Linked DNA regions of Homo sapiens: region 1 is linked to region 2. The links are chromatin loops, found by intact Hi-C in ENCODE. Cell type or tissue: Caco-2. All regions are shown on one strand. Each heading gives the region's core, and the rest is flanking DNA. Links, peaks and the distances in the headings are about the cores only. Region 1 has its middle 15 kb from the start of MPRIP. Region 2 overlaps MPRIP (myosin phosphatase Rho interacting protein).

Region 1 (8,983 bases), core at 637-8,636, 51 kb after region 2:
TACATATTTATGTGTGTTTGTGGGCAACTGGGCTATCTGGCTGGCCCCACTGCATATATATCTGGGCTTCTATGTGATTGTCTGTGAGTGTCATTGTGTGTGTGTATTCTGTCTGATTGAGCTGTATATGTTTGCATGTCTGTTTTATATATGCAGGTCCATGTGTCCATATCTATGTGCATGTTTGGGCTTGGCAAGTTGCCTCATACCTATAATCCCAGCACTTTGGGAGGCTGAGGCAGGAGGATCGCTTGAGGCCAGGAGTTTGAGACCAACCCGGACAGCATGGTGAGACCTCATCTCTACAAAAAAATTAAAAATTAGCTGGGCATGGTGGCACACACCTGTAGGCCCAGCTACTTGAAAGACTGAGGCGGGGGGATCGCTTGAGCCCAGGAAATTGAGGCTGCAGTGAGCTAGGATGGCATGACTGCACTCCAGGCTGGGCGACAGAGTGAGAACTTGTCTCTAAAAATAAAATAAAAATAATAAATAGAATAAGGTAAGTGCAGTCTGTGCCTATGCCTCTGCACAAGTGCGTGTCAGCATGCATAGTTGTGTGTTGTGTCCGGCTGAGTAGGCACATGTGCATGCGTGTGAGTGTTGGATGCTGGGGCAGTCAGGGTTCGAGTCACTGACAGTCAGCACCCACTCCTCACTTCCTCATGCCTGGTTCCTACAGGTCCCCACAAGAAGCATGTAGGGCCCAAGCACCCCCTGCCACCTCTGAACCCCAAGCACAGGCACGAGAAGGTAAGGGTGGCCGACTGCAGGGCCCAGGCTTGGAGGACCCTGGAGCCGACTCCTGGTGCATGTACCACGACTGCCAGCCTGCCTTGGCCTGGCTCCTGGGAAACACTTGCCCTTGGCCAACTGGAGAGCTGTCGATTTGGGACACAGCCCCACAGTGGCCACCACTTTATCCCACCCTCAAATACTTCCTAAGGCCATTTGTTGCTAGGAGACGGGTACAGGCAGCCTGCTTTGATGGCTCTCTAGACACAGGCTCCAGGGACAGGAAGCCTGTCTGGCCCCTTTCCTATGAAGTGGCTGGGGAGACTGGGGGTGGGCATCGGGGATGAAGGATAGACGGGGCAGCTTGGACAGAGTAAGCAGCAGGAAGTCTCAGAGCCTTAGGAGCAGAGGGGCCCTGGTACCCCTTGGTCAGGATGCTGAGCCCAGAGAGGGCAAGATCCTGACTTAGGTCACACAGCAACAATCCCCGGCAGAACTAGCATTCCTTTTGGAGAAATTCAGAGTTCATGGCCCCAGGAGTCATTCATTCACTCATGCATGCATTCATTCATTCATTCATTCATTCATTCATTCATTCAGCAATTACATATTAAGCATCTACTATACGCCAGGCCCACTACTAAGCCCCGGCATACAGCAGTGGAAAAGACGGAGGCAATCCTCACCTCACAAAGCTGATACTCTCGTCAGAGAGACAGAAAACAAGTGAAGTTAAGATCACGTCACTTTGTGCTAAGGGCTAGTAAATAAAATTACACCATGTAGAACATTGGAGTCGCTCTGTCCAAATGGTGGCCACTAGCCCCATGTGGCTATATGAGTTTCAAGTAATTGGAGTAATTGAAAATTAAGAGTCCAGTTCTTCCATTGCAGTAGCCGCATTTCAGGGGCTTGTTAGCCACACGGGGCCGGTAGCTTCTGACAGAGGCTGGTGACAGTGGACAAAGAGCACTTCCATCACAGAAGGAGCTGCCGGACAGGGCTGGTGTGGGGAGTGGACAGAAGGCTGGGGGCCAGATGGCCGAGGACAGCGACATCTAGGCTGTCCTGCTGAGAAGGGGCGGCCACATGGTGATGCACCCGGGGGACAGGACAGCAGGTGCAATGCTGGCCAGGTGGGGATGTGCTTGGTGTGTTCAAGGGACAGAAAGGACAGAGGCAGTGAGGGGAGAGGAGAGAGAGGTGGGGTTGGGGAGGTCAGCGGGGGTCTCTGGGGCCTGGGTAAGGAGTTTCTGCTTTATGTGGAGGGCGTCAGGAAGCCATGGGGGGAGGGGTTAAGCAGGAGAGTGGCATGGTTTTAACAATATATGGAGAATGGATTTGTGGGGGCAAGAGTGGAAGGAAGGAGCCCTAGGGAGGAGGCTGTTGTGTCACAGAGAGGAAGGTGACTGAGACCTGGGTGATATGGGAGTGGGGGTTGGGCAACAGCCATCATAGCCCAAGCCTCAGGGTTATGGATCCAGCTGTGCCTGAAGCTACGGCTTGCTTGACACCCCCTCTACCTCCTTCCTCCTCTTGGTTGCTGGGCACTGACTTGAACACCCCTCATTACTACCACCCACCTATCCCCTCCCTCACAAAACCCCCGACTGTCTCTCCTCCTATCCCTGTGCGGAGCACTCAGACGGGACCTAGGCTTCCCTCAGTGCCCTGGGTCCAGTTTCTTTTGCCGGGCTTTGCCCCTCTCATCGCATCCCAGGGTTGATAAGCTAGCCCTGTCTAGTCACATTGAGGTCCTGGGAAAATACCTTAGGCCACCTGGTGTTTCACTGACTTTCCCCACCAGGACGCTTTCCTGGAGCTGTGAGCAGGATGCAGGAGGAATCAGCTGGCTCTGGGTCTGGGGGGTGGGAGTGACTAAAAGAGAAGGCTCAGCTTCAGTTGCAAAGTCCCCCAGAGGGACTTTGGTTTGTTTACGGGAAGAACTTCCCCTCTATAAAAGGGCCGATGTCATCCTTGTGCATTCGTGCATTCACAGTGGAGGGGATCCCCTAGGACCCTAAAAATGAGGTGGAAAGCCTTCTCCCTAGGGCAGGCGTCCAGAGGCCGGCTCTGCTTCTCAAACGCTGGGCACTCATTCCTCCTCAGGATCTTTGCAGCTGCAGTTCCCTCTGCCTGGAATGCTGTTCCCCTAAGACCCCAGGTGGCGTCTCCATCTGGCTGCCAAGTCTCCTCCTGAGCGATTATGCGGATTACCTGATGAGCACGGCTTCCTCCTTGGAAGCACCTTGTTTTGTCTCCGGTACTAGAACGCCAGCTCCACAAGGGCAGGGCGGTTGTTGATCTTGTTTTTCTCTGTCCCCTCCTGTCTGACACTATGCCTGGCATATGGTGGATGTTCCCAGGAGGTTTCTGGAATGAGCAGATGTCTGGGGTGAGTGTGGGCAGGTGGCTGCCATGCATACAGAGCCTGCCAGGCCCCAGGGGGCTCAGACTCACCCTCTGACTGCACCCTCCCAATGGGGATCAGGACTTTGAGGCTTGGAGAGGTGAGGTCACTCACCCGAGGTTGCACAGGCAGTATGTGGTGGGCCTGGTCTGGAGAGGCCTGGAGGGGACTTGGGGGTGTTGGAGGCTGGGCCACGGCCTGGGGACACACTGCCTTTCCACATGACAGCTCTCCATCCGTCCACAGCCCCTGCTTCCCCTGCCAAGTCGCACCTGGGGCTTCCCTGGCCACCTTGGGTCCTCAGGTACAATTGCACTGCAGGGCACTGGCCTGTGGCACACAGCAGCAGGCCCTGCAGCCCAGATTCACACAGCAAGCGAATGAGGCATAGCTGAAAACCGTGCACATGGTGGCCTCAGTCCACACAGGGTGGACCCAGCCCTGGACAGGCATGTGGCTCCACCCAACACTGAGCAGGCAGCCCTGCCTCCTGAGTGCACCTGCCACGCCCAGGGCTTACGTCAGCTGGGGGGACTGGGGCAGCCTCTCTGAAGAATGCAGCTCATTGTCAGCGATGGGGCAGGATTCCTTCGCAATGGCCACACCCAGAGGCAAGTCTGTCCAGGCGGACAAGGGCAGCTGAGTGAGGCGCCCTAGGAAGTCTGACCCCCTCTGCCCTGTGATGGTCCAGCAGCTCCAGGAAAAAGGACCAGAGTACCCATTGCCACCTGACCTTGCAACCACACACACGTGTGACTTTTATAATGAGAGAAAAAAAAAAACATGTTATAAAAACAACTTCTGTATGACTTGCCCAATGCCAGGATTATTCTAAGCATGGACTCTTTTTTTCATTAATTTTAAAAAAATGTTTGAGATGAGATCGTGTTCTGTCACCCAAGCTGGAGGGCAGTGGTGTGATCATAGCTCACAGTATCTTGGAACGTCCAGACTCAAGGGATCCTCCTGCCTCAGCCTCCTAAAGTTCTGGGATTACAGGTCTGAGCCACCACACCCGGTTTAAGCTCATATCTTGATCCTCACAACAACTGTCTGAGGAGGAAGTATTATCCTTACTCACACTTTGTAGTTGGGGAAACTGAGATCTGGGTAACTGGCCCACGTTCACACAGCCAGGAAGTGGGGGGCCAGGATTCACACCCAGTGTGGCCCAGTGTCCTCCTGGCTCCTGAGCAGCACCGCACACAGCTTTCAGAATCGTGCACACAGCCATCACTCTGGAACCATAGGGTAGGGCTGAGAAAACTGGGCATGAGGGTTGAGTTCCACCTACCCGTCCACACGCCTGGTCCAGAATTTGCTCAAGATCTTTATTGAACAGACGACACCACATACCATGATGGCAAAAAGGCCAGGCTCTGGTTGAATTTCAAGAACAGGCAAAGGCAGGTGTGGCAGCTCACGCTGGTAATCCCAGCACTTTGAGAGGCTGGGGTGAAAGGATCTCCTGAGCCCAGGAGACCAGCCTGGGCAACATGGAAAAACCCTGCCTCTAAAAAAATACAAAGATTAGCTGGGTGTGATTGTGAGCCCCTTGTAGTCCTAGCTACTTGGGAGGCTGAGGTGGGAGGATCACTTGAGCTGGGGAGGTTGAGGCTGCAGTGAGCAGTGATGGCACCACTGCACTCCAGCCTTGGCAACAGAGTGAGACCCCATCTCAAAAAATAAAGAAATATATACATACATATATAAATAAATAAATGCTGGCTGGGTCCAGTGGCTCACGCCTGTAATCCCAGCACTTTGGGAGGCTGAGATGGGTGGATCACAAGGTCAGGAGTTCAAGACCAGCCTGGCCAACATGGTGAAACCCCCTTCTCTACTAAAAATACAAAAATTAGCTGGGCATGGTGGCACACCCCTGTAATCCCAGCTGCTCTGGAGGTTGAGGCAGGAGAATCGCTTGAACCTGGGAGGCGGAGGTTGCAGTAAGCCAAGATTGCGCCACTGTGCTCCAGCCTGGGAGACAGAGAGAGACTCTATCTCAAAAAAATTAATTAATTAAAAATAAATAAATAAATGTTATTGTGTATATTTAAGGTATAAAAGCTATATTATATATAAAGATAGTAAAAGTATAACTATAATGAAACAAATGAACAGATCCATCATCTGAGATATTAACAGTGAACCGTAGTTTTGCTTTTGTGGCAGGAGCAGCTAAAATCTACTTAACATGAATCCCATGCACTGTGCAACTTTCTTACCTGTGGTTCCCATGCTGTACATTAGATCTCTAGGCTTGTTTTGTTCTTTGTGTGTATTTGACTTGTTTTCTTTGATTCCACACATAATTTCCTCTTCTTTTTTTTTTTTTGAGACGGAGCCTCGTTCTGTGGCCCAGGTTTAGTGCAGTAGCGCAATCTCGGCTCTCGGCTCACTGCAACCTCCGTCTCCCTGGTTCAAGTGATTCTCATGTCTCAGCTTCCGAGTAGCTGGGACTACAGGTGTGTGCTGCCACACCTGGCTAAGTTTTGTACTTTTAGTAGAGATGGGGTTTCACCATGTTGGCCAGGCTGGTCTCAAATGCCTGACCTCAAGGGACCCTCCCACCTCGGCCTCCCAAAGTGCTGGGCTTACAGGTGTGAGCCACTGTGCCCGGCCTAATTTTTTTTAATGAATAAGAAATGCAGGCTCTGGAACCTGGCTTAAATCTCTGCTACTTTTGGCTGGGTGACCTTGGTTTCTCTGCTTCCGTTTCATCATGTGTATGTTTGGGGGTGATCCTACTACTGTAACAACAATGGATTATCCAGAGCAGAAATGAGGTGCCAAGCACCCAGCGCCGTGCCTGGCACATAGGAAGTGTCAATGAATTGGTACCAATGATTGATAGTGAGATTTACACCATGAGCCACGAGACATTTACCTACAAATATTAGCCAAGCACTGCGTGTGCCAGACCCTGGGCTGGGCTCTGGGTATAAAGCAGGAAACAGAACAGACCCAGCCCCTTTGCTCAGGGAGCTGACATTCTAGCGCCTTTGCTGTCAGCAACAGCTCACTGTGACTTGCCCACAGCTGCACAGCTAGAAGTGCTTCAGGGGACCCAAGCCTGACCCCTCTGTGGGGGAAGCATATGCTTTTGCTGCCTGTGCTTGGGGTATTCCTGAGGTCCTGACAGACAGTCCCTGCCCAGCCCAGGGATCCTGTGCCTGTCACCTCCAGAGAGGTGGGACAGAAATCCCGGGAGCTCAGAGCAATAAGGGCTGTGAGTTAGTGAGTGACACCCACTACTGGGCTCCAGGAGGGAGAGTACAGGGTGCTGTGCCTCTCTGCAGGGTCTCCAGGGGAGCCAGGCCCACAGCAAGGCCCCACTCACTAACATAGGTCACTTTGGCCTCCCTCCCTCAGGTCTACCTCCTCCCTCCTCTATTGGTGTTTCCTGGGACCATATGTCCCCCAAAACAACTTGTCCCCAACCCTATGTCAGAGCCTGCTTTTGAGGGTGCCCCTTAACAGAGCCAGCCATGGGCCATGTGGGGTGATATATCAGAGGGGGTGGGGATGCCCCTGGCCAGGGGTGTGGGCCCGGCTGCCCTCTGGGACAGCTAGACAGGAGCCCTGTTCTTTCTCAGGAAGGTTCTGCAGAGAGCAAGTGGTCTGGCTGTGGATTCAGTCAGCTCCTGGCTTTTGGAGATACTCCTGGCTGCTCTCCCAACCCTGAGTCCCTCGGGAGGCCATGGTCACCGAAGGGAGGGGGCTGGCTTTCAGCAGGACCATGTGGTTGGCCCTGACCCAAGGGAGAGGGGCCTACCCATGTGGGGCATGGGGGATGGAGTCAAGTACTTCCCAACAAGCCTGGCTGGAGCCCTGCTCGAGGAATGGGGTGCCTCAGGGTCTCCTGCTTCCCACCTGCCCTGACCTCTGGCACCAGGCTCTGTCCTTACTAATAGCCTCTGGACAGCAGGCGGAAGCCCAGAGCTGTGTGGCCTTCCCCGAGCTCTCCGAGGCCTGCCGTGGCTCCCCCTGCCCCTACAGTTTCTGCCTGTGCTTTGTACTTGGGATCTCGGGGGCTTCGTGGCACCAAGGGCCTACCAGGCTTTTCGGGAATTTAGCACTGGGGGCCACAGGGCATAGGGTAGGTAGGATCAGGCACCCAGGCGGGGAAAAGAGCCCTCTCGGACGGCCAGGAAGATGCTGCCAGCCTGGATCCCAATGTCGCGGACGCTCTCAGTTCATCCTTCTTGCCACGAATCCCCCAAATGGCATCAGTAGCCACAGCAACAGGAGCAATAATTATCTCTCTCTATGTGGAGATGGGCTCTTTACAGAGGTCATCAAGTTAAACTGACGTCAGTAGTGTGAGCCCTTATCCAGCATGACCCGTGCCCTCATAAAAAGGGGAAATTTGGGTCCGGGCATGGTGGCTCACGCCTGTAATCCCAGCACTTTGGGAGGCCAAGGCGAGCAGATCACAAGGTCAGGAGTTCCAGATCAGTCTGGCCAATATGGTGAAACCCCGTCTCTACTAAAAATACAAAAATTACCTGGGCGTGGTGGCGGGTGCCTGTAGTCCCAGCTACTCGGGAGGCTGAGGCAGGAGAATCACTTGAACCCGGGAGGCGGAGGTTGCAGTGAAGCCAAGATTGTGCCACTGCACTCCACCCTGGGCAACAGAGCAAGACTCCATCTCAAAGAAAAAAAAAAAAAGGTGGGGGGGAATTTGGACCCAGAGATGTGCATAGAGGGAAGACAAGGAGAAGAGACATGGGGGGAAGACAGCGCTACCGTGCCAAGGAGACAGTCCCAGAACAGAGCCTTCCTGCACAGCCCTCAGAAGGCCCTGTCCACAGACACCTTGATCTGGGACTTACAGCCCCCAGAACTCTGAGAAAATTGCTTGTTTTAGCCACCCAGTCCATGGTATTTTGCCACAGCAGCCCTAGTAGACTAATGCACATTTTTATTGCGATACAGTCCACTCGCCAGGCGTGGTGGCTCATGCCTGTAATCCCAGCACTTTGGGAGGTCAAGGCAGGTGGATCACTTGAAGTCAGGAGTTTGAGATCAGCCTGGCCAACATGGTGAAACCCTGTCTCTACTAAAAATACAAAATTAACTCGGGTGTGGTAGTGGGTGCCTATAGTCCCAGCTACTCAGGGGGCAGAGGTGAGAGAATCGCTTGAACCCAGGAGACAGAGGTTGCAGTGGGCCTAGATTGTAACATCGCACTCCAGCCTGGGTGACAGAGAGAGACTCCATCTTAAAAAAAAAAAAAAAAAGAGAGAGAGAGAGATACAATCCCCATGCCAGAAAATTCATTCATTTAAATTGTACAATTCAGTGATTTTTTATTCTAGTAAAATAGTTGTGCATCCATCACCATGACCTAAGTTTAAAAGATTTTCTTCACCCCAAAAGGAAGCCCTGTACCCACTAAGTGGTCACTCCCCATCCCCTCCCCGCAGCCCCTGGTAGACACTCGCCTGCTTTCTGTCTCCACGGATTTGCCTGAGCTGGACATTTCAATACATGGGATCAGACAATCTGCAGCATTTTGTGTCTGATTCCTTCACTCAGCATCATGTCTTCGAGGCTCATGCACACCATGGCAAGTCCACACATCATTCCTGTCTGCGACTGAATAACAGTCCATTGTACTGATGATCCGTTCATCAATTGCTGTGTCATACAATTTTGTTTTAAAAGGAGGATCTGAAGCATGGCAAATGTTCACATGTGTTAAATCCAAGTGGTGAGAACATGGATATTTGGTATTTTTCCTTATATTTTTCTGGATGTTTGAAAGGTTTTATAATTTTTATGTTAATAAATATCATTTCAAAATATGTATTGAAGGAGAAAGAGGAATCT
Region 2 (8,983 bases), core at 316-8,315:
AGCAGACATGGTCCAAGATCATCAGACCTACCACAATCAGGAGGGAGGAAATTCTGACACCAACCAGGATGATCTTTCAGGACCTTATGCTGAGTGAAATACACCAGTCACAAAGGACAAACACTGCATGATCCCATTTATGTGAGGTGCTGGAGGAGTCAAATTCATAGAGACAGAGAATAGCATGGGGGTTTCCAGGGGCTGGGGAAGGGAGTTATAGTTCAATGGGTGCACAGTTCAGTTAGCAAGTTGAAAAGGGTCCTGGAGAGAGACCGGTGGTGGTGGTTGTGCAACAATGTGAATGTACTTAATGCCACTGAACTGCACACTTAAAAACGATTAAGATGGTGAATTTCCAGTGTACTTACCACAGTTAAAAACATTCGAACAGACCGGGCACGGTGGCTCATGCCTGTAATCCCAGCACTTTGGGAGGCCGAGGCGGGCGGATCACCTGAGGTCTGGAGTTCAAGACCAGCCTGTCCAGCATGAAGAAACCCCATCTCTACTAAAAATACAAAATTAGCTGGGCATGGTGGCCCATGCCTGTAATCCCAGCTACTCCGGAGGCTGAGGCAGGATAATGGTTTGAACCTGGGAGTCGGAGGTTGCTGTGAGCCGAGACTGCGCCATTGCACTCCAGCCTGGGCAACAAGAGCGAAACTCCGTCTCAAAAAAAAAAAAAAAAAAAAAAAAAAATTGGAAAAAGCATTTGATCAGCTTTTTGCCTTGGAGAGCAGGCCCTTGAGAATCCCAAAGCCTCATGGCCTGGCCTGCTCCACCCTAAACTCCTGGCGCTCCCACTCTCCTTCTAGACCTGGAGCTCCTCCCAAGAGCCTTCTAGTGATGTCTGGTGACATCCACACCTCAGCTCGACATCAGTCCCCAAAAACTTGGTGACAGAATTAGGTAAAATCATGGGCAGCACTTTACAGGTGGAGAAACAAAGGCAGAGGACAGAGGCAGCAATCTGGGTTTCTAGATTGTTGCTTTGTCCACTCCTGAAAAACCAGGGGCCCAGCCAAATCTCTCAGGCTTTTACTTGTCTGTGAGGCTGCCCGGACCCCACCTCACCTCAGCCTGCATTTGAGAAATTTCTTTTCCTTTTTCGGGAAATTTGCCTCTCCTCCACACCCACCAGTTACAGGGTACGTGGGTGTATCGAGAAAGAAATTTCCCAAAAAAGGAAAAGAGATTCCCCAAAGTTAGCCCCATCTCAGGGCTGCCTGGAGAGGCAATGGTCAGCTTCCGGAACTGGATGAAGTCCAGCAGCCCCAGCCCCAGCAGAAGTCCCCGAGCAGAAAGGGCTTCCCGAAGCCACTGTCCCCAGATCCAGGGACTGCTGCTGCCTTCCTCCCTCTCCTGCACGCTGTGACCTCCTGATGTCCACCTTCCTCTCCAGGTCCCAACCCAGTGGGGCTGAGGTAACCGAATTTTCCCCATCCCAGTTATCTGGAGCTCTTGGGAGGTTTTCTCCCTTCTGCTGAGTAATCCCTAAAGGTCACTACATTGCTAATCTCCCTCCGAGGAACACCCCTTTTCCTATCTTCTCTCTTTTCCTACCCGCCCTGTCTTAAGGTTTTCAAGCTGGGAGCAGAAATTACGCAGCAAGGCATTTACAAAGTTGGTAGTTCAACTCCACACATATTTACAGAACACCTGGCTAGATTTGTGCCGCCCAAACCCCATGCTAGACAATGGGGAGACACACCAAGAATTATCACGGGCCCAACAACAACAAGAAGTCAGTCTAGTTGGCAAGATAACACTCAAGCAAATGAAATCAAATGGTAACATCATATAAGTCAGTAACAATTCGAAATAGATGCTGATTGAGTGTGGAGGGCACAGACCAGCCATAAAATGCTATAGTTTATTATATGAGCCTGGGAGGGTCAGAGGTAGCCACGGGCTGCTTAGAGCTGCTGCTTTTGGAGACAAATGCCCAGGTAGGGATTGCTTTGCAACATCACGGTCTGAGGGCACCACGTAGGGAGTGCCACCTATGTGCTCCCTGGTACACACACACACAAGCAGTTCTGCAGGCCCTGTGGTTGCCTGGTGTGCAGGGGAACCCCGTAGACCTCTCTAGATCAGAAACAGGCCCACCCCATTCTACGACTGGCACTGCACCATCATCCCCCTCACTCCAGGAAATCTGACAGGTGAGTCCCGTGCTGTTTAAGAGCAGAGCTAATAGCAAATCACATTTACATTTTCATTTTTAAAAATAAATAAGAATTTAAATAAACCCCTGTCGAAACTGCTCAGTTTCTTGGCCTTGGCACTGTTGACATTTTGGGCTGGAGCCTTCCTTGTTCTGGGGGCTGTTCTGTGAAGGAGATTCAGTAGCATCCCTGGCCTCCACCCACTAGATGCCAGCAGCATTCCTGCCCCAGGTGTGACAATCAAGGATGACTCCAGACATGGCCAGTGGCCCTGGGAGGCATGACGCTGAGGACCACTGGTCTATTTCCAGGCACTCACAAAGGAAGCTTCCAGCTTGGCTGGAGTTTACCCACACATAAGCCTATCTGAAATGGAGTTTTCCTGCTCCAGGTCTCAGGATCCTGCCAGCCTGTTTGGGGTGGGACTCTCAGCTCAGGGCGGTTGACCGTTAAGCTGGAGCTCCTGGGCTACAGGCTGTCTGCTCACTCTGGGGAGTGGCTCTGAGGAGCAAACCCTGATGCAGAGCACTGGGTGCTAGAGAAATCTCTCCAGCCTCTGCCTCCTCCCACCTGGCTTCTACCCTAAGTGCCTCCTTGCAACCTTCCCCTGTGACCTTCCTGATACAACAGGGAAACCCCTCCACAGCCTCGGCTGGGCAAAGCAGTATTTACTGATGGGCTCACTGGGTCAGTTTCTCCAGCTCCCAGGTCATCTGCCAGAAAGCAGCCCGTGGCCCAAAACTCCCAGCTCTGGGCCTGCCCCCATGCCCTCTCTCAGTCCAAGTTTTCCCTGGGACTTCTTTCTTTCCCCACATCCCTGGCACAGTCCCACCTCTGCCTGAGCACTCCATGAAATAATACGCAACTCATATCCAGGTTGCTGGGAGACCACAGTGCACTGTGAAGTGTCGGTGCTCCTGGCTAAGCGGCCTCAATTATCCAGAAGCCGTGCCTGGGAGGCAGCATGTGCTCTGCACTTGTGCCAGCACCAAGGCGTCCCCAGAAGCTACCCTCTTTGTGCTTGTGCAACTGAGCCAGAGGGAATAATGGATTTTGCTGGACTTTAGTTAGACCTAAAGAAAGATTTCCTGACTGAAATTATCAGTCCCCAAGGAAACAGTGCAGGGAACTTTGTTTTTTTGGGATGGTTCATGACCCAGCCCAGCCTGAATGTAATCCAGTGACCTCTTGAGGCTCCTCTGATACTGTTAAGTCAATTGCAGGACTCAGCCAGTCAGTCAGCCACAGGGAGGCAAGATAAACCTCACAGCTGCAGGAGCCCAGCTCTGACCCCAGGGCTACTCCCTGTGTAAGGGCTAAGCCAGGAGAACACGAAGTGTGAAGTCTAATCCTCCAGGTCTGCTTTCTTGCCTCAAAGGAACGGAGTGTCCAAATGCTTTGTCTCCCTGCTCCTACTTCCAGCCAAGTCCACAATCGGTGCTCACCTCCAGTACACTACCCTGGAGCACAGACGTTCCCATAGCAAAAACCCCCTATGCTCTAATCATGATGTACAAATATGCTCACCGGAAAGAATGAAAAGGAAGACAATTCTTTTTAAGTAGGAACCAGTGAGGTGACAGTTGATACAGGATTATGGTACCATCCTCTTAATTCACCCCAGAAACAAAAGTAGAAAACATATCACATCACAAAGGTTAGGACTCGAGTACAAACACGCCCACTTCTGACCTTTGCACATGTGAGCTGTAATGACCACCCAAAAATCCCAGGCACCCCCGCCACCCCCTGCCGCAGTCTGGAAGGTACCTCTAGGGACAGTTATCTCCACTCATACTTCCAGAGTCTGTCTCGCCCCTGCAGCAAAGAAACAAACTCTGGGTAGGATAGGCAGGGGCTGCCTATTTTACATAGTGAGACTAGGCTTTCCAGGACAGTCCCAATTTTAAAATGCTGCACATATGGGCACACAAACATTCACCCACCAAGTGGAACTGGAAAAGGCGATCAAATCTCGCATCTTCAACCCTTTACAAAGTTTGGAATGCAGTCCTACTTTAGATTAATTAGGAGAGACTAATCTCCTTTAGAGAAAAAGTCAGGAGATAAAATGGGTGGAAAAAGAAAAGCCAGAAATTCCACCTAGTTGATTTTCAGGTTTGGCCTCTGGGGCAACAGCAGCAAACACTCATCCAGCCCAGGAAGCAACTGGAAAACCAGGGAGGTGGGGAGGAGGAAGAAGCCTGTCTGCCTGGTTTAGTGACCAGAAGAACGATGACCTTGTGACCAGGAGGCCTCTGAAGTCAGCTCGGAAAACTAAGCCAAGCTCAAATGAGACAAGCAAAACCAATTACAGTCGCAGAATTGACAGGCAACCCCAGGACTAGGTGCGTGAGCACATGTGCCAGCCCCAGGGCCAGCCCCTGCCCCACGCCCACAGGTCCACAGCCTGCACACGTGATCCAGGACTTTGCCCTTGCTTTCCCCTAACCAGGAGTGCTCCAGTGAAGTCCACACTATTAGCCTTCAACAGAAATGACTTCCTCCCTCACTTCTTCCTCTCACTCAAGACCACAGAAGATGATGTTTCAAACCAAAGGTCTGGGTTTTTAAAGCTGTCTCCAGCAGGTGCCACAAGTTCTTCAAAACATTCCACACTCCCAAACAGACACAAGCAGGAGCACATGGCTGCTGTGCTCTCACATGACAACGCAAGGGCACTGTAATGGAGGGACTTGGTGAAGGCTGGGGACAGGGAGTGGGCAAGGATAACACTTACCATCTCATCCAGGGCGTAGCGCAAGAGGCCGTGCTCGTAAAGGATGAAGAACCGTCGCTGCCATTTCTGCAACGGAGCACAAGGTGGGTGGTTAGGAGGATCTGGGTCCTGGCCCCAGAGCTTGGCTTCTGGAGTTCCCACGTCTGACAAGTCCATATCTAAGGAAGGTCACTCCACAGATTCCACTTCTGGGGCAGGTGGCAGGAAAAGAGGGACCCGAGGCACAAGAATGTTGATTCATCAGCCAGGACTGGGCTGGGAGACAGGCCCAAATCACATGAGTGATTGAGGCTTAATAAGAAGTCTTTTTTTTTTTTTTTTTTTAACACTTGGAAGCTCCTCAGGAGCAGAAACAACGTGTGGTTACCTTTTTGTATTCCTGATGGTGCTCAGCATAGAATGCATCACATGACATGTGTCAATATTTATTTGATGAATGATCTGACATGACATGGAATAATCCAGGAATGCCAAGGCATGGATTCACCACTTCTGAAAAAACCTGGGAAACTGCTACAAAAGGGGTTGTTCTGATGATCCACTGGCAAAGAGGAGGCACAAAAACAGCCAGGCTCCAGAATTCACTGAGGTGAAATGAGTTAATGAAAATCAAAACAGAGGAGCAGCAAGACCAGTGGAAATAACTCCAATATCCAAGGAGTGACCAACTGGCACAGATCATCCCCCGCTCTACTCTCCCTCCAAAAGCCAGACCACTGGGAAGTGTCCACGGCGGTCAGATGCCATCAGGAGCTGAAATGAAATGGACTATGCGGTGTATGTCTTCCTTTGTGTGGGGAGAAGGGACTTGTCCATAATGCGAGTCTGCTGGCCCAGGTCATGAATGACAGGCACAGCTCCCAGCCCCAAATCATCACAAGGGTCCATGACCTATTTTCAACATTTCAACAAGCCCAATCCAGCCTGGGCAGCATGGTGAAACCCCGTCTCTACAAAAAATACAAAAATTAGCTAGGCATGGTGATGCACGCCTGTAGCCCCAGCTACTCAGGAGGCTGAGGTAAGAGGATCACATGAACCTGGGAGGTCAAGACTGCACTGAATCGAGATCATGCCACTGCACTCCAGCCTGGGTGACAGAGCAAGACTCTGTTTCAAAAAAAAAAAAAAAAAAAAAAAGCAAAGAGCCCAACAATACTCAGAGTTTAACTGGCAGTGAGGCCACGTGAACTGACTATAAAAGCACATCTCTCTGCTTTGGGCCAGGGTTATCATTTATAAAAAGACTCCTGTCAGAGGCTGGAAATGGCAATTTTGTACAACCTTGATATAAAATAGGAAAGGGAACTACTCCCTGGAAACTGCAGCCCAGCTGGACCAGTGATGCCTGAGTTCTCCTGTCTGGGTGGCATGAACAGGGACTCAAAGGGCCTTGCAAAGAGGCCTTGTAGAGGGCTGGTCTATGCTGGGTGTGTAGAGGAGGCCACCTGAACATGTTTCCCAGGAACATTTCCAAGGGCCTTATGTGCAGCCTCTGAAATCAAAACCCATTCTAGAAGCAATCCCAAAGAACAGAGACACAATGCAAGGCCTGTGGGACCAGAATACACAGCCCAAGGCCCCTACTCCAAAGTGTAATATTCAGGGTGGGGAAAGGATGAGCAGCAGAAACTAAGAAGAAGAGGAAAGGGAGCTCCCGGGGATGGAGGGGGCTGAGTGGAAGCAATTTATAGGGTGCAAGCGGCAGCACTGTAAGAAAGTTTGTGAGGAAGGAGAGTTTTGTAACCGGAGTCAAATCCAGAGGGGCTTCCTGGCAGAGAAACAAACCACAGGTCAGGCCAATGATGGTCCCAGCTCTAGCGGGGCCCTGCCCTGGGCAATGCACATTTTAGTAAGAGGTAAGCCAAGGCCTCTGGGCCCCCAACCCTTCACTAGTGCTAGTGTGCTGAACCCCTGGCTCAGGAAGAAGGGAGGTGCTACAGGGGCAGGCCTTGGCATGGAAGGAATTGGGAGCTGCTCGGTATAATGCAAACCTTTAACTGCTCTTTTGCCTCTTCCATTTTACTGTTCCTAGAGTCAACCTGACCCACAAAACAGGCAACACCCACATGAGAGCTCCTCATTCTGAAGGGAGCACTACACACAACTATGTATAATTGAGACCTTTTCTGTACAACGTACAAGTGCACCAAATGGGGGAGCCCTGCTGGTCCTGCTATCCCAGGATCCACTGTTCAACTCTCCATCTCCCTCTTCCACTCTGCCAGTTCACCCTTAGATGGGTCCCTTCTCTGGTTCCTCCCTGAGAGTTGGCTCTGATGCCCTTACCCGAGACCGGTGCACTGGGTTGTCAAAGTCGGTCCCATCTGGAGCCAGGAGCAGCCAACCGCCATAAATGGGTTTTGCCTAGAGGAGAAAAAAGAGGGCAGGTCACCAGCAGCCTTCAACCCAGAAGAGAGAACAGGTCAAGTTAACAGCAAGCACTCGCTGGAAACAGATGTTGCCTCTGCTCTGCAGAGGTCATGACACCTATTTCCACTGCGGTGCGTCTGCAGCTGCTTGAGAGTCAGAGGCTGGCGGGGATTCTGCAGCATCCGGGGTGGAGAGCATACAGGCCCTGGCAGGAGTGTGAGAACCTGGAGAGTACAGGATCCCCTAAGACATGCTGTCTCCTGCAAGTTACTGATCAAGCCACCAAGATCAGGAAAAAATGACATGTTATTCAACAAATATGTGAGTGTCAGTGTGTGCCAGGCGCCAGGAAATAGGACATGAACAACACAGTCAAAAAGCTTCATCCTGAAGATACAAAACAGGGCCTGGAGAAGAGACTGCTTTCGTGATCAAAGCCAGCTCTGGCCAAAGAATCATCAACTGACTGGCTGTGTGACTGCGTGCAGAAACTCTTTGAGTTCAAACTCTCCCATTTGAAAAGTGAGAGTGATGACAATTCTACCTAAACCTCATGACTCTGATGTGAGGACTGATGAGATAATGCAATCAGTAAAACCCAGCACAGGGATGTAAAACGGTGCTGCCACCTTGGAAAAGTCTGGCAGTTCCTCAGAAAGTTAAAGGCAGAGTTACCCTAGGGCCCAGCAATTTCACCCCTATGTATACACACCCAAGAAAACGGAAAACAGGGGCTCAAATAAATACCTGCACATGAATGTTCATAGCAGTATTATTCACACCTGCCAAAAGGTGGTAACAGCCCAAATATCCATGGACAGATGAATAGATGAACAAAGTGTGATGGGTCCACACAAGGGAACATTATTCAGCCAGAAAAAGGAATGAAGCACTAACATACACCACAACACCGAGGAACCCCGAAAACATGATGCTAAGTCAAAGAAGCCAGGCACAAAAGCCCACATATTACAGAATTCCACTTATGCAAATGGTCCAGAATAGGCAAATCCACAGCACAGAAAGCAGATTAGTGGTCGCCAGGGACTGGAGGAAAGGAAATAAGGAGAGACAGCTAACAGGTATGGGGTTTCTTTCGTGGGTGACTAAAATATTCTAGAATTAGACAGTGGAGATGGTTGCACAACATTGTAAATATGCTAAAACTCACCAAACTGTATACTTTAAGAGAGTGAATCTTAAGATATGTGAATTATAGCTCAACTTAAAAAGCTGCACAAAGAACACTGAGCACAGTGTCTGGCCTGTGAGGTCTCAACAAATGTGAGGCACTGCTATATTTTACCAGCCACAGAGTCCCCACTCCCCAGACCACGGGAGGAGCTCAACAAGGGGAATCTAGACAGACACTCTGGCTCAATCTCCTTCCTCAGCCACACCCAGCTGGCGAGAATGCATTGGAAAAGGTACAACCAGTCCCATTTATCCAGTGCCTTTCGGAGGGCGGTAACACAAATTAAAACCCAAGTTCTCTGACTGCTGCTTACACACACAGGACCCCTCATGGGTCCTCCTGATGTGCTTTTTATTCAGTGCTCTCCAAACTAGGAGGCCCCACCACACTACCTCATTTGGTAGCTGCAGACCGTGACTCAGAGAGGGCAGGCCACGTGCCAGAGGCCACACAGCCTCCAGGCTGAACCAAGAACCCCCCTTTACTTGGCTTCCGCCTGCAGGGTCC

The links. A loop is a pair of places that touch in the nucleus more often than their neighbours do. Peaks named below come from ENCODE experiments on the same cell type or tissue, not always from the same donor. Only the 100,000 strongest peaks of a DNase experiment are listed, where the experiment ranks them.
Region 1: it touches region 2 in a loop (5-fold over the local background); 4 of 110 quality-filtered maps call a loop at or near these places.

Annotation. Positions count from the first base shown.
Region 1 is chr17:17,022,953-17,031,935 of GRCh38, reverse strand. No RefSeq gene overlaps it. Among named protein-coding and RNA genes, the nearest start is that of MPRIP, 15 kb to the left of the region's middle. RefSeq lists an enhancer at 1,998-2,572. In Caco-2, for the core only: no CTCF peak of the experiment used is centred there; DNase peaks (open chromatin) are centred at 2,565 and 3,665; H3K4me3 peaks cover 332 bases.
Region 2 is chr17:17,074,002-17,082,984 of GRCh38, reverse strand. MPRIP (myosin phosphatase Rho interacting protein) reads right to left here. Exons shown (of 24, transcript NM_001364716.4): 2 at 7,198-7,275; 3 at 4,909-4,974. Among named protein-coding and RNA genes, the nearest start is that of MPRIP, 36 kb to the right of the region's middle. In Caco-2, for the core only: no CTCF peak of the experiment used is centred there; a DNase peak (open chromatin) is centred at 4,444.